Regions from separate parts of the Mus musculus genome. Here all the other regions are linked to region 1. Evidence: chromatin loops called from intact Hi-C (ENCODE). Cell type or tissue: heart. All regions are shown on one strand. Each heading gives the region's core, and the rest is flanking DNA. Links, peaks and the distances in the headings are about the cores only.

Region 1 (5,253 bases), core at 743-4,742:
GAGAAGAATGCGTCCTATGAGTTATCTATTAATCCAAAATGTCTCAGCTAAGAAGATATTTCACCCAGAACTTTTAACACCGAAAGGGAGGGAGGGAGTAAGAGAGGGAGGGGAGCTGGGGTCGGAAGTATCTTTTACTGAGAACTTTCCCAGAGTTTCTCCCTTCGCCATACCTCCCTCCCTCCAATTTCCAGCTGCAAGACGCAAGAACCCAAGTCCTGACCCTCCCTGGTCCCAATCATCTGAGGTCACCCGGGAGTCAGCTCTCGATTCCGCTTTCAACATCCCGAGTAGACAAAGCTGAGCATTCTACTTACAAAAGTCTCGGGAAAGTCCTCAAAACTTATGCAATAACCAGAGGCAGGCGGACGCGCGTGGACCCAGTCCCGCGCCCTCCGGACGCCCGCGTCCCGTGCTACTCCCCCCAGCCCCGGCCCGTGCGCCCCGCGCCCCCCAGCCAGTCCCCCTCAGTACCTCCTCCTCCTGAAGGTTGGCCTCGCTCGGGGTGTTCTCCTTCTCGGCTTTGCCGCCGCCGTTCATCTTCCCGGTCCTTCGTCGCCGCGCGGGACTGGGGCGCGGGGTTGGAGGCGAGGGCGAGGGCGCGCTCGCCCGCTGCTACCTTCCCCCGGGGCGGGCTGCGGGGCTGGAGCCGGGCGGCGCAGCGGAGAGCCGAGACGGACCGGCGGGCGGGGACCTCCGAGAGGCCGGGCGAGCCCCGGAGTCGGGACGCGGCCGAGACCGAGGAGGCGAGGCGGCGGGCGCGGTTGGGACCGGAGCCGCCGAGGACGCGCTGCTGGCAGGCTCTGGGCAGCGGGGCCGCACGCAGCGCGCTTTCTCTCGCCTTCCTCCCTCCTCCCCTCCCTCCTCTCCTCCCCTCCCTCCTCTCCTCCCCTCCCTCCTCTCCTCCCTCCGCCCTCCCTGGACGTGCGCGGCCGGACGCAGCCCAGAGAGACGCGGATCGGGACAGCGAAGCCCCCCGCGAGAGGAGGGGCGCGGGGCGGAGCGGTCGAACCCAGGGCTGGGCTGGGCTGGGCTGGGTTGGGCTTGGGGGAGGGGGGGTCGGCACCGGGGTCACGAGGCCGCGGGGACCGCGGGCGGAAGGTCGGGCCGCCCCTTCTTTCTCCAACCCCGTGGACCTAGGCGTCTGGGCGGGCCAGCGGCGGTGGGCTTGGAGAGGGGGCTCAGAGCCGAGGACAAGCCTTTCGGGGTAGGGGTGGGGGGCACATGGACTGGAGCGCGCTACTTTTGTTTGCTTGCTTTTCACGACGGGTGTGCACCCAAACCCACCCTCCGTGGCAATACCCGCCGAGACTCGGTTCTTCCCGGGCAGAAAGGTGACGGGCACGCGGGACAGCCCACCACCGAGCCCCGCTTTTGCAGGACACCGCTTGCCACCCCATTGCGGGTGCCCGAGTACAGCGAAACCTCCCAGCCTCCCCCCGCCCCCCCCACTTCGGCCGCTATCGCTCTCTAGGCTTCCGGCCGCCCCTGTTCAGACTCGCACAGCCGGCACCAGACTGTTCTGGAATCGGGTCTGTTTACATCACTCTACGGGGAGCCCCTTCCTGGAATACAGGACTACGTCCTGTTTATCTCTGCCATAACTTAAGTAGGCTACCTGGAGCGTAGTCCCGGAGCGTAGTAGGCCCTCCATATGTACTTGTTGACTAAATATCCCTCACTGCCCCTCAAAGGTCAAGACATTTATCTCTAGAGAATCAAAGCAATTACCCAACACCGGATGACCGCATAGCTTCCACTTCCTCATCTATAAAATGAATAAATATTTCATACATATATACACACACATACATATTCTCCCATTTCACTGATTATATATATACACACACACATATATATTACAATCATTATATGTGTGTGTGCATATATGTATGTATGTATGAATATATATATATATCCCAGGGTTTTAGAGATTATAGGTGGGGCGAGCCTCAGGTTCCTAACACCCATACTTGCACAATTGTGGTTTACAATAGGCGGAAGCTAGCATTATTATTAAGGAAGTTTCCATTTTCCTGGTCCTAGAGAACTTTTCCAACAATAGATCCTGTAAGCTCCTAGACTTTTGACTAGTTTGGACAGACATTTAAAACCCACGATTCAGCGGATGGTGCCTGTCTCTCTGAGGAAGTTCGTCTGGCATGCCGCACCAATCACGATTTCTCATTTATGGCTTGGTTTAACTGTTTATCTCTTTCTCCCTACTCCACATTCTTTACCCTTCCCCGCTTTGTGTGCGGTTGGGGGTGGGGTGAGGCGGGAGAGGGTGGGAGCTGAAGATAAGGGCCCTGCCTTTAGGCAATTCAAAGTAGTGTTGTGGAGACAAGATACCCCAAACAACTCCAAGGCAACATAGTCGCTGAATCCTGGTTCAAATTATAAAAAGCAGGATACGCGCAACGTCGTTCTTTTGCTTTTAAAGGCGTTGCGAAGTGAAAATCCATAGTGATACTTGGTTTTAGATCATAAGTTTTCTTTGAGGGGATCTGGAGACGTGGGAAAGTTTCTAAAGGAAAATAATGTTTTAAGTTGCTGTCATAATACCACTGCTCTCTGTAGGAACCAAGATGCCTTCTGGGAGGAAATGAACCAAGAGTCTTTGGAACAGCGGTAGAAAAAGTTCAGAAGCAAAACTGCAGTTGATTGGAAACTTTGTCCGCGTTTTGATTTATTGATTGTGCTGATTGGCAGCTCTTTGCTCGGCCGGTTTTTCAGTCAGTTATAAGAGGAACCACGAGGGGGCAGTGTCTTTCTGAGCGATACGTGAGTGGTGGGCTTGGGTGGCTGCACCGGCCAGTAGAACTAGCTAGCCCTTTGCCCTTCTTGGCGATTCCTGCCTGAATACACTCCACAGAGAGACATTGTTCCGCAGGAGCCTGGCAAGGACCCAAGAAAAAAATGACAAGCTGGTCCTTAACGGTTCCAGTGGGAACCCATTTACAAGAAGGTAGATTAGGTTGTGTGGTTTCAGGATGCTGGGAGAATCTCTGCTCTCACCAGGAAAAAAAAGTGGCTTAATTCCAGGTATGGAACCTGATTTTTTTTTCTTTCTTCCTTTCTTTCTTTCTTTCTTCTTCTTCTTTTTTTTTTTTATCTTGAATTCAAACCAAAACTTTGTCTTTTGTTATAAAGTTATCAACCTCTGGTGTAAGAAAGAATAATAAAAAATTAAAAAAAGAAAGAAAGAAAGAATAAGTCCTGTGAGGGGAACCTGCCTGGCATCTTTGTGTGTTCCCAGCATCTGGACAGTGCCTAACACATAGCAGGCACTGTTATTTTTAATGAATAAACACACCAGGTAGTGGTGACACACGCCTTTAATCCCAGCACTCTGGAGGCAGAAGCAAGCAGATCTGAGTTCCAGGCCAGCCCATGATCTACAGAGCAAGTTCCAGGAAAGCCAGAGCTACACAGAGAGATGCTTTCTCGAAACAAACAAAACAACACAAACAAACGAACATCCTGATGGTGTATAAAAATGGTCACTACACGGGGTCATAATTAAATTCTGGAAGGTCTAGCCTGGATGGAGACACTGCCTACAATAGGAGGATTGAAGAAAAAGATTTCAAGAAATGAAATGTAAAAAAAAAAAAAAAAAAAAAAAAAAAAAAAAAAAAAGGGCTGGTGAGATGGCTCAGTGAGTAAGAGCACCCTACTGCTCTTCCGAAGGCCAGGAGTTCAAATCCTAGCAACCACATGGTGGCTCACAACCATCCATAACGAGATCTGACTCCCTCTTCTAGAGTATCTGAGGACAGCTACAGTGTACTTTAAATAAATAAATAAATAAATCTTAAAAAAAAAAAAAAAAAAAAGTATGGTTCGAGGCCAGCCTGGTCTACAAATTGAGTTCCAGGACAGCCAGGACTATAAAGAGAAACCCTGTCTCGAAAAAAAAAAAAACAAAAACAAAAAAATCACACCACTGTATTGACAAAGAAGGCAATCAAGTTGTCAGAGACAGCAGAGTACTGTCTCAGTGCAGTAAGAGAGTGAGATAATACGACACCTGGAAGACAGGATTTCATTTCTATCCTTTCGGTAAAGGAATGGTATGGACTTATTTGGAAGAAAAAAAAAATTCCAGTAACGTATTAAACAACAAAACCCAAGGAAAACCTGCAAGCCGACCTTCAATATTTATAATCTGGTTGCAGCTGTAAGAAAAGGAGGAGAGGGAGGAAAGGAGGAAGGAAGAGAAGACTCAGGAGTTATATGTTCAGCCAGGCTATAGTGATCTTTATAACTTATTTACTATCTCAAGGATGAAGTTTCACCTACGGTAGCTGATAGTTGCCCGGCATGCGAAGAATTATAAGACAACAAAGGGAGTTTATATCCCTGCAAAACAGGGCTATTGACCGGGAGACATTTGCCCTCTCACCTGCCTCTTGTTCGGCCATATTTCTGCCTGGCCTGCAAGGTTGCATACCAGGTTGAAAGGGAAATATTGTGTGCACCTGTAGTCCCCGTGAGTCATCACTGCTACGCTGGCAGCCGTCCTTTTGAGAGTTGCTTTAAGAAATCCAAACCCGTAATTATGTCTTAAATGTTTGTCTCTGGGAATTGCAGGCATGAAAGGTCTATTTGGGGGCTATTTGCACAGCTCGGAGTTATTGCAGCAGGAGGCTGCAGAACCTACCATGAGTGTTACAATTGTTAACTTTGTTGATCCAAAGTTTTCCAACCAGTTACTATTTTGTTGGCGTTATTTTATCCTTGACAACACAACTCTTCCTTAGTTCACTGCCATCTTTTTTTTTTCTTTGTTTTGTTTTGTTTCTTCTTTTTAATAGTGGCACATGATATTTACCATCTTAGCTATTTAAACGCACAGTTTGGCAGTGTTAAATATATTCAACCTGTATGGCATTCCCTGATTTTTATCACCTCCTCAGTTGTAAAAAACAAACAAACAAACAAACAAAAAACCCTCTCCCTCATTTTGAGAAACACAAGCAGCCACAGGCTAGACCAGACAAGGAAGAAAATCAGGTTCCCAGCCTCCAGCTCCAGCCAGATTCTCAGCACAGAGGATCAGTGCCTATTGGCCATCCTTTTTGAACATATTGTCTTGGAAATAAATCCTCCAGCCCCAGGTGAGCTGTCCAAATTGATGCCATGTGGGAAAAAAAGGTGAGCCTTCTCCAGCAAATGCTGGAGAAGTTACAAAATTGTTAGTAATTATATATGAAAAAGTAAATGCTGTTGTACTGTGCCAGTAAGCCT
Region 2 (5,253 bases), core at 398-4,397, 130 kb before region 1:
AACATGCCTTATGAAGACCAGACACATTCACAGGGCAGCCCACTTCAGCCAGTATTAGGGTTCTGTCAACTACCACTTCTTTTTCAAAGCTCCTCTCTATACTTCTTCCCAAGCTGGGAGACTTAGTTAAACAAAATGTAAACAAAGGGAAGGGTACTTCATGACCCGCCTGAATGGAACTGAACCTTCTCTGAGAGCCTGTTCTCTCAGGAAAAGGGTCAGCTTTCTGGCATGCTGTGTTCACCAGGCCCCAAGAGGCACCCGTAGCCTGTGACAGAGCTGGACAAAGGTCAACAGTAGTGTTGCCTCTTCTAACCAACCTAACACAGCCAGACTGAGGGACACTCTTTCCACCCGGAAGGACGCTCTGGGATCTTACACTACACAAAATCTGAACAATAGAAGGGCACATATGTGTCACCCTTACCACCCATCCGCTGACAATGCCAGTTTTGTCTATAACCCGTTGGGCAGAAGGAGGCATGTTTACCCATGTCCCCACCCACCATTCTTTTTTTTTTTTTTTTTTTTTTGAGATAAGGTCTGTCTTCCTTAGCCTAGGCTAGCCTCTAACTCACCATGAATTACTCTTGAACTCCTGTTCCCTGTCTCTGCTTCCAGAGAGCTGGGCTTACCAGGCTAGCTCCTCTCCCATTGTTAAGTAAGAGGGGTGGCCTCCCATGGAGTGCAATGAGCAACACAGAAAAGTGCTTCTGGGGACAAGGAAGACATAAAGGACAGCAAAGAGGGGAGAGACCTCAACAGGAGACAGGTTTACTCAGGCTCCTGAAACATCAAGTTGAAGACGGAGCCACTCTGGCTGTGGTGGAGGGACACCTGGGCCAGAGGCAACTCACAGACAACCCTCTGAAGACTCGTGCACTGTGGGGTTGATGGAAACTGGCCGCTTTCTCTCTTTCACAAGGGTGGGAAACAAGCCGTCCCAGAGTCCAGCTCAGAAGGCAGAACCAGGCTCTGCTAGATCTTGCCGAGCTCTAAAGGCTGAGAAGCCAAGGAATTGGGTCCTAGGGAGAAACTAATTCTTGCCCTGGTCCCCAAGAGCTCCTCGTGTTTTCCTTCTGACTCAAGGACCCCACAATAGCAGCCATGTCCCCTAGCTGCCAGTGCAGAACAGGAGGGGCCAACTGTGGCCCCAAAGAAACCAAACCAACCCCTAAGGATAAGGTGTCAGCTTCTGGTACATCAGCATCTACCTCAGACATCCCTTAGGCCATCTTCTACACTACGCTTCCTCAGGGACTGTGTCAGATGTTATTTCCTCAAATACTGTGAGGGTAAAGCTATATTGCTGGGAGCCATCGGAGCCCCCAAAGATCCTGGAAGCCAGGCAGGCATCTTTCCCACCAGGCAGGACGGGGTAAGAGATCAGAAACATCCTTACAGACAGACTAAACACCCACACTTGAGTGTCTGTAGAGCAAACGGACCCACAGACAGACAGACAGACAGACAGACAGACAGACAAGAGGGGACAATGTGGAAAGACGTGGGTTAGGAAGGCTAGAGACCAGGAGCAGGAAGGTGGAAGACAGAAGCAGCACGTACCTACCCTTGGTCATGGCTGTTCGTCTCAGTCCGTTTGCTCACTAAGCAGAGAGCAGAGCTGGGGCTGCCTTCCTGAGACAGCTGGGAAAGGGCAGCCTCGGGGCCAGAGCCCTCAGGCCAGGGATGCTGGGAACCTAAACCCGAAATGGTCCATGTGCACTGTGTCAGTGTGGAGCAGTGGTGGCAGTTGTGCGGCCTGGGTGTGGGGTGGGGATGTAAGGCCCTGCGGCCAACGTGGCATAGTGTTCACCAAGAGGGTCACAGGGAGGGGCTGGCAGGGAGGACAGTGAGCTGCAGGGTAGATGGCATGGGTTTGGAACTGGTGAAGGTGACTAAGAAAAAGAGGGGTCCTTGCTGTCTGCCACCCTAGCCTCCCAGGCTGCCTCTCACTTCAGTACTCCCCACCACCCTTTGTGAGCGAGTGTGTGCATGCATGTACGCACACGTACGCACACACACACGCACACGCACACGCACACACTCACACACTCAAGCACCCTCAATCATGCAGTCGCTGATGGAGAAAAGATGGACTCCCACATCTGCCGGCCAAGACAGCCTGGCTCTTGCTGAATTTCAGACACGCGAGGCACCCGCCTTCCTGCAGGGGGCAGCGCATGCCAGGCCAAACAGAGCAGCTTCCTGTTCTTGCACCCAGTGAGGGACCGAGTGCGAGGGGCGTAGCCAGGAGTATGGGCAGCTGGCCCAGAAGAACAAGCTGTTTGGTGCTAACCGCAACAGCTTCACCTTTACTGCATTTTGGGCTGTTTGTTCGGCTGTAGCTTTTGGCCCCAGGTCACTCCTGTCCATGTCCTGGAGGCTGCTAGACTCCTCATTATCACTGACTGCAGGGGCCACAGGCTACTCCAGACTTGCTCAAGCTCAGCTCTTCAGAACAGTTAAGTGCACACATTGAAGCCATGGAAGAGCTGGGGTAACCCTGGCGATTTCTGCACTATCAACAGAAACGTGCAGGAAAACACACACACACACACACACACACACACACACACACACACACACACACACACACACACACACTACTCACACACTACTCACACACTACTCACATGCCTATATATAATCCCAGGGCTTTGAGGCCCCCAATGAGAACTTCTAACAAAATATTTAACTAACACAAACCCTGACTTAGTGTGCGCCAGACAGAGACAGTGTCAAGTGTAGCAGACCAAGAAGCCTAGAGGCCTGAAACAGAACAGCACAGTGACTCAGTTCACTGCCTGCAGCCACACTGTACGGACTCACACTCAAACACTTCTCACAGAAAGGCAACTTTGTCAGGCTCCACACTATCCCACGTGGTGACAGACCAGACAGGAAGAGCAGATACCTGGGCCATGAATAATCAGGAGGAGAAAAGAATCACGCTGGAGTCGATAGTGAATACTTGGGAAAGATGCAGAGTTGAACACGACACCTAAGCACCGCACAGAATATATGTTTCTGATGACGAGGCCAAGGACAAAAAGGCCTGACTGTCTCCAGGGTGGAACTCCCACTCAGTGCACCATCCCTGGCACCTCGTGTACACTGAGCAACACAGGGCAGGGCTAACAGTCACTGGCCTTGATGGTCCCCTCTCTAGTGACCAGTACCACTGTCCTCTTTAGATTCCAAGAGTGATGAGGAAGGCAGGGCAGGGCGATCAGTACAGTTAGCTGATACCCTTTGGTGGCTTTTTCCTCTGCTGTCCCTGGGCCATTGGGCTTACCTTGGCCTTTAAGAAATGCAGTCATTCCATGGCTATGGTCCAAGTCATTTCAAACCAAGAGACCCCGTTTATTTGTTCATGGATTTATTTCTATGTGTGTTAGGAAGGAGGACAGCCTGGCCCAGTTGGCTTGCCTAGTGGCAAGCACTTTCACCTGCTGACCCATCTCACTTGCATTTCAAAGTGCCCTCTGGGCTGCTGGCACGCACTAATCCAGATATGAGGTACCCACTCTTGACTTAGATCTTCAAAAGTGTGACTGGAAAAAGACCCGGCTGGAAAGGCTCTCCAACCCAGACAGTTTGAGAGCAACACACCGTGTCCTGGGGTTGACAAACACAAAGCAGTGTGTAACAGGGTTTGCTGTGACATGGAGGGACTTGTTCCACTGATTCCCTGGGCATCCCAAGGTCATCTGACCGCACAATCTTTTGATTCTCTGCCAGCTATACCCATGGAGCTGAGAAAAGCCAGCTTGGGGCCCGGTCAGTGGTGATGAGATTGAATCCAGTGTGGCATCCAATCTTCCTGGTCTAGTGGCCATGGAACAGAGCCCAAAGCAAGCCCACCCCCTGACTGATACCCTGAGCTCCATTCCTGCGATTTGTATGAATTGGTCCAAGGCATCAGTCCATCATCCTATTCATCCCAGCAGCTGGAGAAGGACCAAGTGAGAACTTCTTGGCTATAGGATGATATGTATAATCCTAGCTAAAGCAGGAGGATTGCTGTGAGTCTGAGGCCAGCCTTGAAGCCATGGCAAACACGATCTCAAAATACCAAACAGTCTCAGCTGGAGAAGGCTGCTTCTTCAAGGATGGCTAGCCAGGATGACTGTGTGTCAGTCGCTGGCCTGTGAACCTCACAGTCAAGGTCCTAGAATCATGAGCCCCCTCCTCAAAGACCAATCCCTCTCTCAAGTCTCAGCTCTTCCACCAGGCTGTTCTGAACACAAGTTAGGGTCCTGTGTCCAGGCAGGTGTGTGGAATGTGCTCCAGTGTCTCCCAGTTCGCTGGGACGCCACTCTGGTCGAGAGCACCCAAGCATGTAACACTCTGCGTCAGATTCGGTCCACAGTGGCAGCTTACCATCCGTATTTAATCTTGTCAGCTTGTTAATTTTTAACTATGTTTGCTAGCAAGGGCCATTAGAGGTCCCTGGGCGCTGAGCTTAGTCAAGCGGGCAGAGCTCGTGCACAATGTATGAAGATTAAAGTTGGGGTGCCCCACTTTCCCATCCTGTCACTGGGTCCTGGCCTTCCACCCTGGCATGCACGCTCTGAATAAAACATGATGCCATTTGGAGTCAATTTTCCTTTTGCTCTGTCAAAACTTGTTTTCCTCAAAGAGAAAAGTTCAAGGTCCCCTCTTAGGAAGCTTGGTGTTGGGTAATCACAAAGTTTCCTTGCATCCCTGGCATAGGGAAGCTGAACTAGAACTCACAGTGGAACCCCGAAAGTCACATAGTGGGTACCTGGGAGCCTGAGCCTCAAGAGGCAACTAGAACCTACCATGGACCATCTGGTGCCTCTCTGCCCTCACGGCAAAGCTCGGGGCGATGCGCCCACTCCTTCTGCTCTTTCTGTCACCCCTGGCCCCAACAGGTGCAGCCCAAAGGACCCACTCACCAGGTGCTGCTCCAATGTTCCCGTTCTACACATTCCTCCCATTCACCGTGGTAACTGGGAGCCTCTAGTAACTAGAGGCCCCGCTCTGGCAAAGGCAAGGTGCGGAGAGGCTCTTTAGTGAGTCCCGAATGCCACACACAGTGGTACTCTTCCCCTCAAATTAACGTTACGTGACAGATGTTCGTTCTTCTGCTTATACAGAAAGAAACGCAGGGGCAGGAGGATGGAGGACACGTGCCTACGATACCAGGTTTAACAGTTCGGGTAGCAGCTGTCATTAAAAAAAGAATCCTGTCTACAGATGGGGCTAGCTAAGTGGTTCAGCAAA
Region 3 (5,253 bases), core at 609-4,608, 130 kb after region 1:
TTTTTGTATAGGGGGATCTGAACCCAGATCCACTGCCTACACAGGAAGCACGTGATCTCCCGAGCCATGATCCTCCCCCGTGGGCTGTTTAAAATTTGTAAATTGTTTTTGGAATGTTCCAATTAACATTTTCAACTTTTTTTCAGGGCATGACCGGCTCTGGGAGCTGAAGCTACAGAGGATGATAAGGAGGACTCTTGAAGTGGAAAATGTGCCTCAGCCTCGGGAAGGAACTGCATCCTGGAACTGGAGACCGGGATGGACTCCAAAGAGGCCTTTCTGGCTCATTCCGGTTCCCTCTGCACACCTGCCTCAGCCTGTGGTCGTTTAAAAAAAACAAAAACTACTCCTGACCAAATTAGCTTTCTAAGCTGCCCGTGGCGGTTCAGGTGAGTAACAGTTCCACTCGCGAATTCCTGAGGGGAATTTGATCTCTCGAGGCTTTCCTGGGCCATCCTCAGCGATGCCAGAAAATTGGGAGCCACTCATCAGAGCCAGACACACAAGCTAACCCTAAAGTGACAGAGAGGCTTGAGACTGGAAAGATGGGGACCAGGGAAGATGGCCGGGTAGTAAACAGATCGCCACACAAGCACGAGGACCTGAATTTGAGTCGCAGCATGGTCCATATGAGAGCAAAGCCAGAATTTGTAACCCTAGTGTCAGGAGAGTATAGCTAGTGGTTCTCGGCCTTCCTAATGCTGCGGCCCTTTCATACAGTTCCTCATGCTGTGGTGACCTCCAACCATAACATTATTACGTCGCTACTTCATAACTGTAATTTGCTATTGCTATGAATTGAAATGTAAATATCTGATATCTGACCCCAGGGAGTCATGACCAGCAGGTTGAAAGGCACTGGTATAGACAGCCGGTTCCTCAAAGTTTACTAATCTGAGAGGTAAGCTCCAGGTTTAGAGGGAGACTAACTCAAAAGGTCGGGAGGAGAACAATAAAGACACTTGATCTCTGGTTTGCAAAAGCACACTCATGGGTGAGTGTACTTGAACAGACAAGGAGAGAGAGAGAGAGAGAGAGAGAGAGAGAGAGAGAGAGAGAGAGAGAGAGAGAGAGAGAGAACACAAACAAGAAAACACACACACACACACACACACACACACACACACACACACACACACACCGAGGGGAAATAGGCCAAAGCGTTTGCCCAGCAAGGCAAAATCTAATTCTCCAGTTTGGAATGTAGATCTGGCATAGTCTTATTTTCTTCCATTTCCTGCTTGCCTCCCTATCCAGACTCACCCTGCATAATGCATGCAGTTGACCCTCCATGGCTACAGGGCTCTGCACAGATTGTTCGCACTCTGGAATGTTCTTCCTCCTTTTCCACCTGACTGGCTTCTAATCATGCTTCAAAGAGTCAACTCAAATGTCACATTCTCATGCACAGAAAGTAATCTCTAGTCCGGGTCTCATTTTACTGGGAATTAATCATCTTAGTTGTCATGGTGAGACTTGTTACCCTTGGAGGGGCGGTAGCAGCATGCATCTTGGGAGTAAAGTGGTGTTCACAGTAAACTTCTGAAGGATATTCTTTTTTTTTTTTTTTTTTTTTTAATTTTTTTTTTAAAGATTTATTTATTTATTATATGTAAGTACACTGTAGTTGTCTTCAGATACACCTGAAGAGGGCATCAGATCTCATTACGGGTGGTTGTGAGCCACCATGTGGTTGCTGGGATTTGAACTTCGGACCTTCGGAAGAGCAGTCGGGTGCCCTTACCCACTGAGCCATCTCACCAGCCCCTGAAGGATATTCTATTCGCCACCAGTTCCTATGAACGACGGTTTCTAAATGGTGACGGTGAAGTTACAATTGGTAGCAGTATCAAAAGATATGAAAGGGGCTGGAGGGATGGCTCAGCGGTTAAGAGCACTGACTGCTCTTCCAGAGGTCCTGAGTTCAAATCCCAGCAACCATATGGTGGCTCACAACCATCTGTAATGGGATCTGGTGCCCTCTTCTGGGGTGTCTGAAGACAGCAACAGTGCACCTTCATATAATAAATAGATAAATCTTTAAAAAAAAAGATATGAAGATTTTTTTGTTTTTTTGTTTTCTTTGTGAGTCAGAGAAAGTGGGGAGGGAAGGAGAGGTTCCTGATAAGATACTAGCTATTCCCTACTACTAATAACACCTTAGGCATATCACAACCTAACAAATGACTACATTTCCCAGACTTCCTTGTGGCCAAGGCCAAACATATGACTAGGTCCCCACCCTAGTTTATGGATAGAAGAGATAAGCGTGACATCCATGCTTATTGCTTAAGGGGAAACAGTTTGCTGTCTGCTTTTTCTCTTCCCCTTTTTCTGGACCAAATATAAGGTGGTCATGACCCAGCTTTGACCACTCAGCCAAGAACAACATCCTAGGAACTGTGATGCAACATGATGGGAAGGAGCCACGTCCCTAAATGACCCAAAGGAGCTCAACAGCGCCAGCAGCCTGGACCACTCAGCTCTGGTCAGTTGCGTCTTCTTCAAGCCAAGAGTTGGGATCGTAGCCATGTTACCAATGCTTTACTCTAGCCATCTAGCCTTGCGGCCAAACAGGAGACAGTTCTCTAGAGCAGAGAAGAAATCACTGGTCCCCTTTTTGTCTCCATACCCCAAACATCAAACATAGCATCTTATAGATGAGAAGTGTTCAAGGAGCCTTTGATAATTCAATGGGTGCTGGGCTGGAAGGGAGGGAAGAGACAGGCGGTAAAAAGTGAGTGATGGAATGGGCTGTAGTCTTGGAAGTAGAGTGTTTGCCTGGCATATAGGTAGGAGGCAGGCCCTTAGTTTGATCCCAGCATGGCAAAAAAAAAAAAAAAAAAAAAAAGACGGAAGAAAGAAAGGAAAGATGAATGGAAGGAAAGAAAGACTATGTTAGAACATCTCTGAACAGCCCGTGAAGCAAGCGCAGGTGAAGGAGGACTTCCATTGCTGCCACCTAGATTCCATGGAACTTTTTTTTTTTTTTAAAAGTTAGGGGGGAAAATATCACGTTAGTTGATTGACCCCTGCTGGCCGTTTGGAATTCTGCAGCTTGAATCAGTCAAACTGTTCAGCCAAAAATGTCTTCACTTTTTAGAGATCAAGGAAGCAGCTGTTAAAAATCTGAATCCACACTTAGGAAGCACTAAAACCCAACAACGATAGACACAGCCGGGGGGGGGGGGTCGGGGGGGGGGACAGACGACGACTAACAATAACAGAGAAGTGCTCTGGGCCGGCCACGGTGGCGGCGGTGCTGAAGCAGCCCTCCTCCAATGGAGGAGGGATGGCTCAGGATCTGGTTTTGCTCTAGAAGGTTGATTGAAGCTCGGGGTCCAGTTTCTCCTTTTTATAGATGTGTTTCTGTCCTTTGATCATGTCAAGCCGTAAGATGTCTCTCTGGTCCTTTCTCTTCTCTCCTCCTGTCATTTCCTTATCTGTTTCCACAGCTTGGCCTCTCTCTCTCTCTCTCTCTCTCTCTCTCTCTCCCTCTCCCTCTCTCTCTCTCATTTCTATCAGTGGAGTTAGTCATGACATTGTTGAGTTATTTGATTAAGAAAAAAAAATGAGGGCTGGTGAGATGGCTCAGCAGGTAAGAGCACCCGACTGCTCTTCCAAAGGTCTAGAGTTCAAATCCCAGCAACCACATGGTGGCTCACAACCATCTGTAACGAGATCTAGCACCCTCTTCTGGAGTGTCTGAAGACAGCTACAGTGTACTTACATATAATCAATAAATAAATCTTTAAAAAAAAAAAAAGAAAAAAAATGAAAGCTGAAAAATAAACAAAAAACTTTCTTTCTTTTTTTTCTTTTTTCTTTTTTTAGTTTAGTTTTGTTTTCTTTTTCGAGACAGGGTTTCTCTGTGTAGCCCTGGCTGTCTTGGAACTCACTCTGTAGACCAGGCTGGCCTCGAATTCAGAAATCTGCCTGCCTCTGCCTCCCAAGTGCTGGACCCACACCCGGCTGTAACAAAACACTTTCGTTCACAAACTCTCTCAAAGCATTGTCAAGAATCAGAATCTCCTCAGACTAGAAGAAGGCATCCCAGGGCAGCGGCAGGGCTCTTCTTCAGTTTTGGGGATGGGGGAGATGCTTCTAAAAACCAGCCTGGTAACTCTCAGAGTGGCTGGAGAGATGGCTCAGTGGTTAAGAGCGCTCACTGCTCTTTCAAAGGACTGGGGTTTAATTCCCAGCATTCACGGAGTGACTTCAACTCCAGTTTCAAGGTGTCTGACTCTGTCTTTTTTCCTCCTCTTGAGGCCCTGGGCACTCTTTTTTTTTTTTTTTTTTTTTTTTTTTTCGGTTTTTGGTTTTTCGAGGCAGGGTTTCTCTGTGTAGCCCTGGCTGTCCTGGAACTCACTCTGTAGACCAGGTTGGCCTCCAATTCAGAAATCCACCTGCCTCTGCCTCCCGAGTGCTGGGATTAAAGGCGTGCACCACCATGCCCGGTGAGGCAGAACACTCATATGTGCTGCATAGTTTTACATAAACTTGAGACAAGCTAAAGTCATCTGAGAGGAGGGGACCTCAGTTAACAAAAGTCCTCCATCAGATAGGAAAACCTGTAAGGCATTTTCTTAAGCAGTGATTGATAGTGAGGGCTCAGCCATTTGTGGGTGGGGCCATCCCTGGGCTGTGATTCTGGGATCTGTAAGAAAGCAAACTGAGCAAGCCAGTAAGCAGCGTCCCTCCATGGCCTCTGCGTCAGCTCTTGCCTCCAGGTTTCTGTCTCATTTGAGTTCCTGTCTGGACTTCCTTCAATGATGGACTACAGAGTGGAAGTGTAAGCTAAATAAACCCTTTCCTCCCCAACTTGCTTTTCGGTCATGGTGTTTCGACTAAGCATCAGAACTCCACCAAGGACAGTGGATCTCAATAGGTGGCCCAGTCTAGACTTGGACTGTGTAGCCCAGAACTCAGGAGGCTGAGGCATGAAGATAGTAGCTTTGAAGACAGGCTGGGCTATAGAGCTCAAGTCTAGCCTGAGCTATTCAGAAGGGCTCATACCTGGAGACAGAGGGCTTGTGAAAGGCTTGTAGGATATTCCTGATGGAAGATGGATTCACCCCAAGCCAGTCACTGGGGCTTTCTCTCTTTGCACACTGAAAAGTATGTGGTCTTTTCTGTTTCTTTGGCTCTGGCTGCTGGAGAAAGAAGCAGAAGGTGTTGTTACCAACTATCTATGATGCCAGGCTTCTAGGTATGGGAAGCAATGATATCCAGAGAAGAGGGGAAGGGTGCATG
Region 4 (5,253 bases), core at 710-4,709, 89 kb before region 1:
ACCTAGACTCTTGTATGAAGAGGGACATTGGATTGGGAAATTGCTCGGATAAGACCGACCTAAGGTCTTGTCTGTGAGAGATCATCCTGATCAATGACTGATATATCAGGGCCCACTGTGGAGGGCAACTGGATGTAAGAAAGTTAGCTTAGGAGCAGGGTTCAGTTCCAGCATCTCCACGGCGACTCTAAACTGTTACTCCAATCACGATATCCTCTGCTAGCTTCTGTGAGTACTGTTCGCAGGCACACGAGCGCACACACACACACACAAAAGCAAACAAGACTAACATACATAAATAAATCAACCTGTCCGAGCACTGGAGCACACACCTTTGTTTCAGTGGTAGGGAGGCAGAACCAGGAGAATCTCTGTATTTTAAGTCTAGCCAAGTTTACATATGGAGGCAGATGAACCAGAGCTAGAGTCCCTATCTTTAGACATAAAAAGAAATACATTTAAAATAATAAAGCAAATGAGCGAGAGCTTCCTATCTAGCAAGGCAGTGAGCAGCCGCAGGCAGGGTTCCCAGGTAGTTTCTGAGTTCCTAATGTGAACCCCTTCTGTGATAGCACAAACCCTTCCCTCTCAGAGTTATGTCATGTCTATGTGACTTATCACAGCAAGGAAGGCAAAGAGAGCACAGGCTGATGCACACCCTGTATGCCAGGTCCTGGAAGCCAAGCAAGAGGACCTGTAATCGAGACCAGAGATACCGTTTTAGAAGGCAAACAGGCAGAAATACCTCAGGGAAAACAATCAGAATGCTGCCCTACTAAGTTCCTTTCCTTTCATTATTCCTGAACAATACAGGAAGCCCCAGTTCTCAAGACATCATGATGAAGTCCCATCTCTGACTCTGGGTGAGTGACAAAAGCATACTAGAGTTTTCTTTCCCTCAGGAGTTGATTCAAACGGGCGGCCTGTAAATCACGTGACAGGAAACCACCTGGTGGGAAATTTAGGCACCTGACTGATTATCTTTTTATTGAGGGATGCTGAGTCTGATTATCTGTTTAAGGAGATACATGCCCACACATTCCAGAAGCCCCTCCCCTGGCCGTGGTGGCTCCAAGACTCTCAATGCTAAGCCTCACAGCTTCTCTGAGGTCTCACTTAAAAAATAATTCAATTTTCCCTTTCCAACTTTTGATTTCCTTTGGAAACCAGCCAAAACCCTAAGCAAGTGGCTTAGACACCCTGTGTCCTCTCCTTTTTCTGAGGACCCCTGCCACCTCCACACAGCTGCTGGCAGGCCTTCCCTTTCTTGTGTTCTAGCTCAAAAGGCACAACTTTCTTCTCTCCTTCAACTCCCTGTTCCCGGCAGCTGCCAGGAATTACAGCCTGCTTGCCCTGCTGATTTTCTCTCAAACTCTCGAGTAAAGGGGTCCTCGGGCTTTCATCAAGGTTAAGAACTCGTATTCTCGTAGTAAGCTCTACTGTCCAAGCCCAAATTCTAATGAATTTACTGATAGACAGGGTCTTCTCTACTCCAGACTGGCTCCAACTCTCAGGCCTCTTTGCCTCCCTCCCCAAGTGCCTGCATGGGTCATGGGGCTTCAACCACACCCCAGCCCACCGGTTCTCAAGTGTGTGCTCTGATGAGCAGTCATGTGGAACTGTCTCTGTTGAGAGCAGCACTCCAGCCCCACAAAACTCACTGTCAAAATCCCCCACTCTCTCTCACAGGCTAGTGAGCCACAGGATGGGAGAAGCATGCACAGAAAGCAAAACTTACACTAGAGCTGCCACCTCCCAAGGCTCGGCTTGCTCAGACCCTTCCGGTTGAGAGGCTCAGACTGTCCTTTCTCTACACCTAACTAACACCAAATGGAAAAAAACCCTCTTCCGCTTTAAGGAATGGGGGTTCCAGAAGTAGCCAGGCAAGGTGCTTACGTTGAGGTGGGGGACAAAATAGCTTTCTGCTTAAGCAACCAGGTTTTGCCCAATCCACTCTTACTTTCAAATACAGAGTACCAGAAATTACACGGAGAACCGGAAAACAGGAAAACCCGTTTTCTATTATAGTGGTCAGCTTGGCTCTTCCTTAGCCTCGGACCATGTTCAGGGCTGGAGCCATGGCTCAGCAGTAAAGAGTAACAGAGCTCTTTGTAAGGACCCGAGTTTGATTGTCAGTACCCTCCTCTAGCCTCTTATAGGTACTGCTCTCACATGCACATACCCACAGACAGACGGACAACACGCGCGCGCGCGCGCACACACACACACTTTAAACAATCCTTTGTAAAAAGATCATCTAACTTCATAGCGTATCAACAGACTTCCTAGGATCCCAGAACACAGTAAAGAACCCGACAAGGCCCTCAAGGAAAAGTTAAGCTTGCTACTGAGTCAACGCCCTTTCTATCCTGGTGACAGGGCCGGATCTTCTATTGTTCCTTCTGCTCCGTGACTTAGGGGTAAAATCTCCTATTCTGGAGCTCTGCTACAATCTTTTGGTTTTAGCAAGCAAAGGAGGCTATTCTACAACCTACAGACAGCTTCTCTATGACCCAGTCTCTACCATGAAGCAGCTGGCCCAACGGGCTCATCCCTGCGGCTCTGTCCTATCCCTGCCTACACACAGGTGATGTTCATGAACTCTGTCTCATCTCTCTTTTCCAGAGCTAACACTTCCCTGCAGGAAGGCTTAAGAACTCAAAAGGTGAGACTGCAGGGAGGGGCAGGAAAGTGATTTCCTGCAGGGTTATCAGTAAATACCAAGCACTGAGAACAATGAGTTGAATCAGCACTGTTGGTTACTGTCAGCAGTAGCAACAGAAAACAGTACCCGGGGGAGGAAGTGCTACCCAGCTCTCAGGAGTAAACAGAGTGACCCGGTGGACGATTTCCTAGGTTTTTAGATTCAGGCTCAGTGAGATCACCACTTGGCTGGGCTTGACTAAACAGTGACTAGTCTCCCAGCAACCTGCTTCTCCTATAAGGAACTCACTCCTCTCCCCTACAGTTGACCATATCGGCTGAGAGACTGACCATTAGCCATTCAGAAACACGCTAGACTCAAGTTTTCCGATCACAACAGCGTGTGGGAAAGCCACAGGCAAGAGATCCAGGGATTGGAGGCCATTTAATTATACAATATTATGTTCAAAATATTTCTTTTGGCTAGGTGGGGTGGCATCTGAGAGGCCAGAGGAGTTCAAGTTCAAGGGCAGCCCGGGCTAAGCAATGAAACTTGTCTCAAAACAGATTTCCTGGGCTTCTCTTGTATTTCAAAAATAAATTCAGTACCCATTAGCAACTACTTACTCTCTTTCTCCTTTTTCTCTCCTAATTCATTCCCCAACAAGCACAAATAATAATGCATCCAATCTGAAGGACTATATAGCTCAGTTAAATTTGCAGAAGTAAGATGCAGCAGCATGTAGCCTTTTCTGACAGGACCCTTTAACAAGAATACGGTTTTCTAGGGTTAGTTATGTTGTCCAAGTACACACTAGTATTTCACTGATTTTTTTTCAATTGTTGAATAATCATGTTATTTAACATCTTTCACCAGTTAATGGGCATTAGATTGTTTGTATTTTAGGGGGGGGGGCGTGCCCAGATGTGCACACAACTACATGCCTCTTGGTGCTTGCATGTCAGAGGAAAACCAGTGTGGACCAGTCTTCTCCTACTACCACATGAGTTCTAAGGCTCCAACTGGGGTTGCTAGGCGTGACCACAGGGGCCGTCGCCCACAGAGCTGCTCACAACCCTGTTTCAGCTTCTTTACTGTGTTATGAATGAGGCCACTTCACACCTGGGAACAGGCTTGTGTATGAACACACACTTTTGCCACCCTCGGAGCAGAACTGTAGCATGAGGTAATTGTATGCTAACCTTTCTGAAGAAGAGCTTTTCAGACCACTTCAGTTCCCCCACAAATACCCAAGCCTCCTGATTTCCCCACACCCATGACCAGACACTACCTGCTGCCAATCTTCGTGCTGGCCACCCCTTGGGTATGAAGCGGTACCTCTTATGGCTTTGATTTATACTCCTCGGACTGCTGTATTTCAAAGAGCGTATAGAGAAAGTAGGTCTTCTGTTTTCAAAGGGCACTTTGGTCACAGAGCGAGGCAGTACCCCGGGGACAGGGCTTTCAACAGAAGGAAATTAAGTTGAAAGGCCTTGCTTTTACTTTAGAAATTAAAAGCAAAAGTTTGAAATAAAAGCTGTTTTCAGGGGGGGGGGGGCTCTGAAGGGCGTGCCACTTCCAGCACAACAGGTAAGCACACACGTGAAAGATGCTCCAAGGGCTGGCGGGGGCTGAAAGGTGGAACGGATTTATAGTTTTCTGGAGTGTTATCAGCTTTCACTTCTGCAGGAATCATAAAACAGATTGAAAACAGATTCTGGCCAGGCTTTTACACAAAGCTCTCCCTCGAGGTCTGGGAAAAGAACCTTTTCATTCAGCTGAGCCTCACACACTGAATGATGACGGGGCTAAGACAAACCACTCCAGACCATCGGTTACCTGGATAGGATTCATTCAGAGACAACAGCTGGCAGTTACAGAGAGTGTGACCCATCGCAAACACAAAGAAAAAAGCAAGACTTGACAAATGCAGGAAATGAAAGAGACTTGCAAAAAAAAAAAATCCATACCTGGAAATCTTCCTCGTATCACCATTATTTCTGAAAAGGAATTAGAAAATTTCTACCACTTAACAAACACCATTGTGTCCCAGTGAAATTGCATTAAAAAGCTGGAGGAGGCAGGGCATGGTAGTGCACTCCTTTAATCCTAGCACTCGGGAGGCAGAGGCAGGCAAATTTCTGAGTTCGAGGCCAGCCTGGTCTACACAGTGAGTTCCAGGACAGCCAGGGCTACGCAGAGAAACCCTGTCTCGAAAAAACAAAAAAAAAACCTAACAAAAGCTGGAGGAGGACAGGCGGGGTTCTGTGGTGCTCAGTGGAGGACTGAGGATGCCCAGGATGAGCCGTGTGGTGCTCAGTAGAGGGAGGGTCATCTATAGAAACAGGAAGTTCACACAATTTTATAGACTGCTTGCTTCCCAACCAATTGAGGACAACTGGAGCTGGGAGGTGCTTGTGGGCTGCTGACCACCTACCTGGTGTTAAGTGGGAGAGGTAAGAATGAGTCAGATCCACCCAGAACAGCACACACCTCACTGAGAGAGGCTGGGGTCCGAACAGAGATGGTTAGTGTCCGCCCAGCATGCGCAAGGCCTGGGGTTCAGTTCCCGGCAGGTTAGGGGTGAGAAGTGTGCGCTGTCAGGCTCA
Region 5 (5,253 bases), core at 560-4,559, 130 kb before region 1:
AGGCAGCACACTGCAGGGTGGCGCAGTCACAGGGCAGCAGTGAGACACCTGTCCTCTGATAATGCATTTCTCCCTGATTGTCACTCTTCTGGTTTCTGGCTTTGGTGTCTCAGGTGGCTTTTGTTCTTTTACCAAGCCAGGAGAGCAGGAAGCTTGGGCCGAGTCCCTTTCTATGCAGAAAGTTCAAACATTTCCTTAAAAAAGGCTAAACTTGGGGGTGGGGGGAGAAGAGGGGAAGGGGTGAAATGCTTGTCTAGAACGCTCTATCCCCAGTACTGAAAGCAAATAAATAAACAAATAAATAAATCCAGCCAAAGGAAAGTAAGCAACATAAAAACCCAAACTGCAAGTCACTACAACGCACCAGACATTACTAACGCTTTAAGATTCTTAGCCCCACGTTCCTGAAGCTCTGAGATGTTTAAGGCTGAGGTTGGCCAGGCAGCCCTGGAACCCGCACATGGCCCTGTACTACCACTGCCTAAAGGAGGGCCCGCAGGAAGAAAGGACTGCAACTTGACCAGCTGAGGTGGGTACTGGCCCCTACAACTCCAGCCTCCACAGACGGCCAGGGTTCCCACTCCGGAAAGCCTGTCAGGCATTGAAGACTAGAGAGTCACAGTATGTAGGGGTGCCTTCCACAACCGTGAGCTCACAGACCTGCAGGGTGGGGGGTGCCACTGCTCAGTAAGGCCTAGGCTTCCCTCAGCCCCTTAGGGCAGTCCTGGGGGGACATGAGGAACAGCGAGTGTTCAAGGACAAGCCAGGACTGAGAAAGGGGATCTGTGGTTCATAGCAGTACACACCCCAAATTTCCATGCCCCTCCCTGACTTCTGAGAAAGGATATTACTAAGACATTAAACTCCTTCTAGGGGTCAGAAAGGCCTAGTTGACGGTCCTGACAGGACTGGCCAACAGCACTAAACTTGCTACTACCTGCTCAGCGGAAGATGAGCAATACAGAGTATGAAACCTTGGTCAATGGGGCCCAAACCAGGCACCACAGTTTCCCAGGGTCCCTAAACCCTTGTGCTCTTGAGGAAATACCTTGTGTGCCCAAACCTTAAGTCTATGTTCTCTGTTCTCCACAGGGCAGTAGCGACTAACAGCAAGATGAGAAATAATTAAAACAAACAAAAAAACACTGTAATCCAATTCTTGTTAGTTTTATCGTGGGGCTGGGAAGATGGCTCAGAGTATTGTTTAAGTCTGCCTTGAAAGATGGAGGCAGGGTATTCTCTGGAGCAAGCTAGCTAGAGAGTCCCACCGCGTCAGTGAGCTCTGGGCTTGAGACAGAGCCTGGTCCTCAATGAACTGGGTCTAGACTGCATGACTGCCCTCGCATATATTCACAGCACACACATCAAAATGGAAAGAGAAGACAGTTACACACTACTGGGTAAACAAACACCCAGCTCTGGTGACAAATGGGTACAGACCTGCAAGTAACCCAGACAGCCTCGAAGTCTGTCCGTCTGTCCATCTAAGTTCTTTATTTGTTTGCCTGTGGCAGTTTCCTGTGGACTAGCTCTCAATTTGTTTGGAGTGAAACCTCTAAAAAAAAATTTTCCAGGGGTGCCTCAGGGATGTCTCAAGATGCACACCTGAGAAGTCTGCAATAATTTACAGAGTGTCTGTCCCTTGGGGAGGAGCCCCCTGAAACAGCTGACCTCAGGACCTTCCTCGACCTCGCTTCCCTGACAATCATTCAGGCCCAGCTCTGGGGCTGCTCTAGTGGGGGTGGGGGACAGGGGCTCCACCAATGCTATGAGGTGAGACCAGCAGATTCACAAGGCAGACCGGTGACCGAGGGTCTGTATGTCGTCTTCCCCTTCCGGAAAGTGGAAGATGAAACATGTCTCTGCTGCCCAGTGAGTCACACAGTGTAGTTTGCAAACGTTACACATCCATGGCCTTGAGGCTAGATAATCATTTAAAAATGCTAATGACAGATTTCTGACACTGGCTACAGAGCCACACCATTCTCTGTATAAAATGCTAAGGCAGCACCCGTGCTTTGCTGTCCTGTCTCTTCATCCAACTTGGAGAAGGTGGGAGTTGTGAAAGAATCTTACTAAAGCACAGGCTGGCTAGGCGCTCTGGAGTCTTCTGTCTCTGCCTCCCACGCACAGGGATGACAGGTGTGTGCCACCATTAGATCAGAACCACTGGCATCTGGTGGCACAGAAAGACCTTTAAACCAGAGCGGAGAATGGCTGCTCACGGCTAGAATTGAACCAGAAGTGGATCCAACTCCGTTTTAAGGGCAGGTCCCGTTTCTTGGCTCCTCCCTTCCTTAGGAGCAGAGCAGGAAGGCAAGGAGGATGTGTCCACTAGGGAGATCTGTCAGCCTTGTTCGGATGCGAGCACTTCCGGTGGCGGATGACTTGTTGGCACGAGCATCTTCTAGTGTAAAACTCAGGGTGGCTCCGGAGCTCAAGAAACAGGCAGCAGCGTCGATGAGGCCCGGGCCCTGGGCACAGTCTCCTGGGGCACTCTTTCAGAGTCTGCTCCCATGGGACATACAACTCAGTTGCTATGGGCCTGGTCCTCCCTCACAAACCTCAGCCAGAGATGAAATACCTCGGCTCCAAAATTGTAGCACCGTGAAAACATAAAAAAAAAAACCAAAAACGCTGTAGTCTACTTGAGACCATTTTTTTTTGCTCTGATTAAAATTTTTATTGAAAGCTCTCAAATATTATCAAGAAATAGTTTTTTTTTGCAAAAGGGGGAGGGAGGGGGTTGCTAATAAATTCAACACGGGAGCTCCCTCTGCTGGTCTGCAGTAGGTTGATATGTGACAAACACATTCCCAGAGACAAATCTAATCTGCTGAAGAAGTGGACAAAAGACAGGTGTGTTGGGCTTTGCCTCTGGAGAGAAACACTAGAAGAAAAAAAAAAATCCACGTCTCAAAACAGAGCACAACAATCAAAAAATAAAAAAAATAAAAAATAAAACTAGAAGACTCTCCAAAACATTAAGTTTCCAGAACAAAACACCACTCGGCTAGTAAGGGGCCGCCCACTCTGCTCCCTCCAGTTAGCATCTCGGAAGCCATCTTTGCCTCAGAGTCTCTTCTGACAGATTTCTCATCTACTTAGAGGGGAAAGTTCCAAGGAGTCATTAGAGCGAGGCCTCTCCGAAATTCCAGTAAGAGCAAGTCTCTGGTGAGCCAGCGCCTTGCTGTGTTAGCCAGCAAGGAGAACAGGTGACACTTGCTCGGGTCACCTGTGGAAGCGCTGCGCTTTGGGGACAACCTTCCATCTTCTCAGACCCGTTTCCTCATTGTACAATGGGCTGGGCCTGCTGTCTATAAAGCCTCTACTGGGTCACTCCAAGTCCCAGCCTGGACCAATACATTCGACAAGAATGTTCTCTTAAGTGACTCCAGAGAAGAAGTGGGATTCCAAGACACAGGCCTCTCACCACCGCAGGTCAGAGTTCCACCCAGTCTAGGCTGATGGCTGAGTCAAGAGGATGCCGGGCTGGGTAAGTCTCAAGAGAAGGGGGCCATCTAGGTGATGCGAGCCAGTGAGGCACACGGCCAAGATCCAGCGAATCTTGCACTGTCTCTCCATCCTTTCTCAGTGGCGTAGACTTCCTAACTCTCCCACGAGATCCTTGTTAGAACCTTCACCCTCCATATTCCCCAGTCACTCCTGAGTCCATCTGTTACATCAGGACCAGAGCCAGCGATCCCCGTTCTTTCTGGACACTGCCAGGTCCTGATTCTCCAGGGCAGTGGTGAATGGCCTGGTTGCGGACTACCCAAAGCCACAGATTCTATAGACTATGTGTAACCTTCTATCATTCTATGATGCATGCCTGCCCCTAGTGGCCTCAACTGTTGGTTGCTCCTTTTGAGAGGGGGCACAGCACCCGCACATGAGGTATGGGACACACACAAAAGGGGCTTTTAGTTGCTCTTTGCTGTCAACAAAGATCAAAAATATAAAGGACTAAGTGACAGACAGTCACAATTTAGCCCCCCACTTGCCCGCTATCTGTCGGCTATGACGGCTACTGAATACTGAGGCAGGGATACTGGGCAGAGCACAGAAAAGCAAAAGGCACGTCTGGTCGTTGACTTCAGCTTGTTTCCTGGACCACGGCCACTGCCGGCCACTCCCTGCCACCTTCAGCACGTTTTTCCTCATTCCTCACACTGCTGTGTAGCTTCCCCAGGGAGGATATTTTGGCCTGTGGCACAGGCACTGACTGAGGGCTTCCTGCCTGCCTACAGCTGATAGGCCCCCGGAGAGCAGCTCAGAAGGGCAGCTGCCAATGCAGGCAAGAAACCCACTGCTCTGTCAGATTTAGAGTTAAAGAGCACTCAGCCCTAAGCACTTGGGGCTGCTCACAGGGGTTTCTTACAGGGGCCTTAACCAGGACTGTCCTGTGCAACATGTTTCACCAAGCCCTGGAAACAAATACCAGGCAAAATAAACATAGCCCCACCTGACCGGGCTGATAAGCTAAAAAGATCGACTGTATTTGTCTAGTGTGCATTTGTGTGTAGAAGGCAAGGGACAACCGGAAGTCAGTTCTCTCTTCCATCGTGTGGGTCCTGAGGACTGAACACAGGCTTTGGCAGCAAGCCTGAGGAGCCATCTCGTCAGCCCCATAGCCCCGCAAGTTTTAAAAGGCCAGGCGGAATGGAGGATTAGTGAGAAATACGTACAAGTGTTTTACTTGTTAATGACTGGCATTTTCCATAGGTCAATCAAATGAGGGGTTACTTCCAAGGGTGAAGGTCAGCTCTGATTATTATCCTCATACGAGACAGACCTCAGGGAACCACAGCATCCGGGGGAGAGGAACCTTCCTATGCCTCAGACTGTTCTTAACTAAGCAAGAGAAGCTCGCAGCAGATGGCTACCTTTGCCACACACTGGGCAATGAACAAGCTTTTGTCTTTCCTAGAATATGTTTCAGGCTTCTCCATGGAAGCCTCTCTCTGGTCTCTCAGCTCCCTGGGGACAAGAGCGCAAGCCTTTTAATCCACACACGCCAAGCACACATTAAAACCTGTGTCAAGTGCACGCCTCCCTTCCACACCGGATGCATGGACACACGCACTCACGCACGCCTTATGCCCCTGTGGTGCCCTTTTGCTAGCTGGGAGCCAAGGAGGGAAACCTGCTCGGTCTTTGAGTGTGGCATGAGGGTGAGATCATTAGGGAAGAGAGAGGTGGTCCTTTGGGGGCAGACATCAGGCAGTGGGTGGGGTCATGGCTGTCAGATGG
Region 6 (5,253 bases), core at 481-4,480, 160 kb before region 1:
ACAGTGTGCCATCTCACCAGCCCTGAAGCTTACATTCTGAAGAAGACGATACACATCTAAAAATTTTACACAGTCCGTACACTAGCAAAGACATAAGTGTTTTGCCATGCTTGTTTAAGGGGGAAGGTGGGTGGAGTTCATAGGTGATCTCTGTGAAAATAGATGAGGTCAGCTGAAACCGGAGCCACATGCAGGCAGCCAGGAGCATGTCCGTGTGTCTGATGGTGCAGAGACACCTGCTGGGTCTCGTCTAATGATGTTTGCTTAATCAGATTTAGTAAATTGTCTTTTTATGACAGCCATTTTGTTACTCTTATTCATCTGAAATTTAAATAAACATATAAGCTTTTTAAAAAATATTTTTAATTTAATTTAATTTTATTTTATTTTATTTTTTTTTTAAAGATTTATTTATTCATTATATGTAAGTACACTGTAGCTGTCCTCAGACACTCCAGAAGAGGGCGTCAGATCCTGTTACGGATGGTTGTGAGCCACCATGTGGTTGCTGGGATTTGAACTCCTGACCTTTGGAAGAGCAGTCGGGTGCTCTTACCCACTGAGCCATCTCACCAGCCCTATTTTTAATTTTATGTGTGTGGGTGTTTTGTCTTTATCACATATCTGCATGTTTCCTGTGGAGACTAGAAGGTGGCTTTGGGTTTCCTCGCACTGGAGTCTCAGCTATGAGCTGCCGTGTGGGTGCTGGGAATCAAACTTTAGTCTTCTGGAAGAGCAGTCACTGCTCCTAACTACTGAGTCATCTCTTGAGCTCCAGTATAAACTTCTAATATATAATTAGTTTAAAAGTCAGTAGAATACCCTAAATGCAATGTAAATGATTATATTTAACTTTTTTCTTTAAATATTAATAAGTAATCAGGCATAGTTAATGCCTGCAACAAAATATAAATGAAATAACTGTCAACTTAAATGTGGAGTCACCATGACTCCACATATATGATACCTGATAGCTATAGGTAACCAGTAGATGTTTGATGCCTGGGCGGCATATGTGCTGTAACTTGTGATTTCCTTCAGCCGTTCACAATTCTTGGTCAAGTTCTAGAAGGTGAAAAGTGTACCTTTTCTGTGATTTACAATAGCAAGCTATTCTATATACAGTATACAACGTAGAAAATGAAGAATTAAAACAACACAAAATAGTTGTGAACAGTATTGTATTATAAACTCCATTTAATATAAACTGATATTTTTCAGTAATTAATACCTTCCAGGAAAGATGATGGGAGCAGAATTTTCAACTTTGGTAGCATTAACATTTGAGGCTAAAATTTTTGTTGTTGTTGTTGTAGAGGGTTGTTCAGTGCAATATAGAACCTTTATCAGCATTTCTGGCTGGTTTAACTGTCAGAGACACAGCTTCCCCATGGTGTGAGGCCATAGCTGCCTCTGTATATTACCAAATGTTCCTTGGGGGACAGACTGTTCTGCGTGAAGAGTGGGTTAAAGATTCAGTTAATATTTATAAAAAAGAAAATGGATTGAGATATGTTCATGGGTTCAATTATTTAGTACACTCAGTGAATATCGTTTTTTTTGACCTTATAGGCAGTGATGTGAGAACCACAGTTTGCTAAGTGTGCTATTCAGTAGCTTAGGTGTATTTTAGTTTGTATGTTCAACTTACCAATGAGTTTATCAGGATGTAACCCATTCATTGTAAGTCAAACATCTGTATGGTGTAACATGTTGCATGATAATTTTATAATCGTAGAATGCTCAAGAGACATTGTAGGGAACAGTCATGGACAAGAGCCCTGAGGATAACATGAGTTTTTAGTAGATATCGGTATAAATCACCGATGTAAAATTAATTTGAAAAAGTTTTTGTTTATGATGTAAATATGTATTTCCATGTAAGGCCAATTGAAAATCTACAGGTTTTGGAGCTGGGGTATTGTAGTAGTGTTTGCCTAGCATATATGAGGCTCTGAGTTCAAGCCCTAGCCCTGTGTCCTTCTACCCTCAGTCATGGCTCATTGTGATGTTTGTCTTTGATATGGTGGCATCAATGGTGATGTTTGTTTTAGCCCACTAGGTGTCAGTCTCCAGTAGAGCAGAAATGCTCTTGAATGGACAAGCAAGTGAAAGATCACCCTTAGTTTTGTCTATAATAAAAGCACGTGTCCTATTGTTTGTTCTGTAGGGATTTTCTTAATTAAGAAGTAAACAGAATATTTAAACTAAAGCATGCATTTAATTTCAAAAGGACATTTATTTCCTTAAACCAGACTCTTACTAATTTAGATATAATATAAATGTTGGTGGTCAAGAGAATGTAAGAGAACAGTCCAAGGAATTAAATCTATAGCTTCGATAAGATCTCCTTTCCCTGGAAACTGGGGATTTTTACCTTGTGAGTTTATGATAATTAAATAGAAAGGAATCTGGTTCCTAATTAGTACATAGAAATTGCTAGCTGCTAGCAGTAGTATTGAAAATATAGTATCTAAGAGGCTTAGTCCACCTATCTGGCCGCTTGTTATCCTAACTCAGGGTTTTGTAGTTTTGGATTTGACTAGCTAAATAGGAAAGAAGTAGATGGATTTTAGAAGTCTGGGCTGTATTTGCAACTCTCTTCTACAGCTACATCGTTTAGTGGCTCTTGGTATTTCTGATGAGAATCCCTGTATGGGACGATCTCCTCATTGCTGGTAGTTGGTTTTAGAAGCTTAAATGTTTTATCTTTATTCCTAGAGTTCTCGGATTCTTCTAGCAGCTATCGTTGTTGAGTCTTTACTTTGCACTCTGTTGCTCTTTTAAGTGATTATCTAGTTTTATTTTTGTGGTGCTGTGGATGGACCTAGGGCCTTTGGCATGCTGGGCACATTTTCTGCCACAACATGACGTCCCCAGAGCATTATATTTTGATGGTTTGGTGACATGCATGTATTTTAGCGCAATTTTTACGCCGATTGACAGTTTTCTTGTGTCTGTCTCTGTCTGTCTGTCTGTCTGTCTGTCTGTCTAGCCATATGCTTTTATGAGTGAAGCTTGGTGTCATGTATACATATGGCCAGTTTGTTTGTTTGTTTGTTTGTTTGTTTGTTTGTTTGAGACAGGATCTGTCTACATAACCCTCTCTGTCCTGGAACTCACAGCCTTGGCTTCCCACTTGGTTGGACTGTAACCTGTAAGCTGAAATAAACGCTTCCTCCTTGAGTTGGATTCAGTCAGTGTTTATCACAGTAACAGCAAAACAGAACACCTTTGTTTCAGAAATGCTTTCACAGGCATAACCAGAGGTGTGTCAGGCCATCAGTGAGGGTTGTGTCTGGGACTGTCTACCTAACCACCAGCTTATCTATCTGAGGTAACAGTTTCACTGTTTCCACTTTGGTCTGTTCCTGAGTTCAGTCTAGTTCCAGGGTTATAGTGTATCCAACCTATTTTTTTTTTTTTTTAAGCAACTTGACAATATTAGAGAAAATAAAGGTTCAGCTGGGTATGGTAGTACACACCTTTGACCCCCCCACTTGAGAGGCAGAGATAGGTGGGATCTCTGAGTTTGAGATTACCCTGATCCACAAAGTCCCAGGACAGCCAGGCTACAGAGAGAGATACTCTGGGAAAAAAACAATGACAAAAACAGCAAAGTAACCAAAATTACCTTGGTTTTTAATTTGTAGTTTATTAGACATGTTTTATAAACTTAAAAAGTTTTTCCCGGGCTGGTGAGATGGCTCAGCGGTTAAGAGCACCGACTGCTCTCCCGAAGGTCCTGAGTTCAAATCCCAGCAACCACATGGTGGCTCACAACCACCTGTAATGAGATCTGATGCCCTCTTCTGGTGTGTCTGAAGACAGCTACAGTGTACTTACAGATAATAAATAAATAAATCTTAAAAAGGAAAAAAAAAGTTTATCCCACTTTGCACCATTATTGAACAGTTTGTATTCTCAAATATGTTAAAAATCAATTAAATTTGGGGTCCTCTCAAATACTACTGAAATTTGTGATCTAATGTTCATCTTAAATATTTGAGTAGCTATAAAATATCTGTATAGTTTCATTGATAACACATCTTGTAACAGCATTAGGCTAAAGAAAGGCAAAACAATAAAAATGTTTTATTTTTTTATAATGCTGAGTGTGGTACATGCCTGTAATTTCAGCACGTGGGAGGTTGAGGCAACAGGCTTGAGAGCCTCAGAGCAGGCCGAGTTATATACCCAGACCTTGGTTTAAAGCACAACATAGTGTAATACAGCTCAATGGTAGAATCCTTGCCTGGTATATGCAAGGCTCTGGGATTGGTCATTAGCACTGCCAAAAGAGAGAAAGGAAGGGAGGGAGGGCGGGAGAAAAAAGTAGGTAAATTCAGGACAGAGAAGTCAGGAAATGTTCTCTGGAAATGATTTATTAGCCATGCTATAGCGGGAGAGTTGAGTTTTGTTTTGGTGCATGAGCAGTATTTATCTGAGGTTGAGTTACTGTTGCTCCACCACCATGACCAGAGCAGGCTGGGAGGAAAGGGTTTCTACTTACATAGAACACATAGAACTGTTCATCATAGAAGGGGATTAGCACAGGGGCTCAAGCATGGAAGGAGTCGCTTGCTTTCTTACCACACCCAGAAAAAATAGCTCAGGGCTAGCACCACAATGGGCTAGGCCTTCCTCCTCCAATCACTAATTAAGATAATGTCCTGCAGATGGATCTTATGAATGCATTTTGTCCCTAGAAATGAGGTTCCCTCGTTTTTAGTTAGTGTCAAGTTGACATAAACTAGCCAGGACAGCATATATTTTGAGGTCCTGTGTTAATGAACAGATTCATTTGTCACACCATGGCTAGTGCTATTCTTGTAGGGAATGCCTCTGTGACTGTGTAATAAGAAATCTTTAGCATTCAAGCTTTTTTTCCCTTTGTTTGTTTGTCTGTCACTTATTCTGTAGGCTTAGCCTGGTCTTGAACTCACAGAGATCCATCAGCCACTGCCTCCCGAGTGCTGGGATTAAAGGCATGTGCCATCACCCCTTGGCAGCATACAAACTTTTGCACATATCAAATAAAAAGGCAGGTCAAGCAGTTTGTTTTCAGAGAATTTAAATTTTACAGTGTCACCAACAGAAGCATAGTAAGAAGTCTCTGGAATGAAATTAGCCAGTGAATAAGTGATATTATGAACACAGCTTCTTTCCCTTTTGTTTACACAGATAACACACACACACACATAAATACACACATACATATATACACAGATGGGTTAATACGCAAAAACACGT

What was found. A loop is a pair of places that touch in the nucleus more often than their neighbours do. Peaks named below come from ENCODE experiments on the same cell type or tissue, not always from the same donor. Only the 100,000 strongest peaks of a DNase experiment are listed, where the experiment ranks them.
Region 2: a loop joins it to region 1, with 2.4 times the contacts of the local background. A loop is called at or near these places in 6 of 42 quality-filtered maps.
Region 3: a loop joins it to region 1, with 6 times the contacts of the local background. A loop is called at or near these places in 16 of 42 quality-filtered maps.
Region 4: it touches region 1 in a loop (6-fold over the local background); 5 of 42 quality-filtered maps call a loop at or near these places.
Region 5: it touches region 1 in a loop (4-fold over the local background); 7 of 42 quality-filtered maps call a loop at or near these places.
Region 6: a loop joins it to region 1, with 4 times the contacts of the local background. A loop is called at or near these places in 8 of 42 quality-filtered maps.

What each region holds. Positions count from the first base shown.
Region 1 is chr8:33,929,002-33,934,254 of GRCm38, forward strand. It overlaps Rbpms (RNA binding protein gene with multiple splicing), which reads right to left and starts at 862. Exons shown (of 8, transcript NM_001042674.2): 1 at 475-862. The coding sequence starts at 540. In heart, for the core only: a CTCF peak has its summit at 2,754 (motif pointing right); DNase peaks (open chromatin) are centred at 1,120, 1,330, 2,220 and 2,830; H3K4me3 peaks cover 2,294 bases; H3K27ac peaks cover 2,876 bases.
Region 2 is chr8:33,795,304-33,800,556 of GRCm38, forward strand. The region is part of intron 6 of Rbpms (RNA binding protein gene with multiple splicing); the gene reads right to left. Among named protein-coding and RNA genes, the nearest start is that of Smim18, 50 kb to the left of the region's middle. In heart, for the core only: a CTCF peak has its summit at 2,169 (motif pointing right); DNase peaks (open chromatin) are centred at 1,878, 2,188 and 3,508; H3K27ac peaks cover 2,547 bases.
Region 3 is chr8:34,063,118-34,068,370 of GRCm38, forward strand. Gm40487 (a long non-coding RNA gene) reads left to right here. Exons shown (of 3, transcript XR_870314.2): 2 at 147-389; 3 at 1,258-1,454. Among named protein-coding and RNA genes, the nearest start is that of Gm40486, 9.9 kb to the left of the region's middle. In heart, for the core only: CTCF peaks have their summits at 1,985 (motif pointing left) and 3,034 (motif pointing left); DNase peaks (open chromatin) are centred at 2,424 and 2,994; H3K4me3 peaks cover 398 bases; H3K27ac peaks cover 1,471 bases.
Region 4 is chr8:33,839,538-33,844,790 of GRCm38, forward strand. The region is part of intron 4 of Rbpms (RNA binding protein gene with multiple splicing); the gene reads right to left. Among named protein-coding and RNA genes, the nearest start is that of Gm51528, 82 kb to the right of the region's middle. In heart, for the core only: no CTCF peak of the experiment used is centred there; a DNase peak (open chromatin) is centred at 2,874; H3K27ac peaks cover 3,352 bases.
Region 5 is chr8:33,801,293-33,806,545 of GRCm38, forward strand. All of the region lies in intron 6 of Rbpms (RNA binding protein gene with multiple splicing), which reads right to left. Among named protein-coding and RNA genes, the nearest start is that of Smim18, 56 kb to the left of the region's middle. In heart, for the core only: CTCF peaks have their summits at 2,793 (motif pointing left) and 3,856 (motif pointing left); DNase peaks (open chromatin) are centred at 2,379, 3,269, 3,539, 4,199 and 1 weaker place; H3K27ac peaks cover 1,409 bases.
Region 6 is chr8:33,766,567-33,771,819 of GRCm38, forward strand. The region is part of intron 6 of Gtf2e2 (general transcription factor II E, polypeptide 2 (beta subunit)); the gene reads left to right. Among named protein-coding and RNA genes, the nearest start is that of Smim18, 21 kb to the left of the region's middle. In heart, for the core only: a CTCF peak has its summit at 2,058 (motif pointing right); no DNase peak of the experiment used is centred there.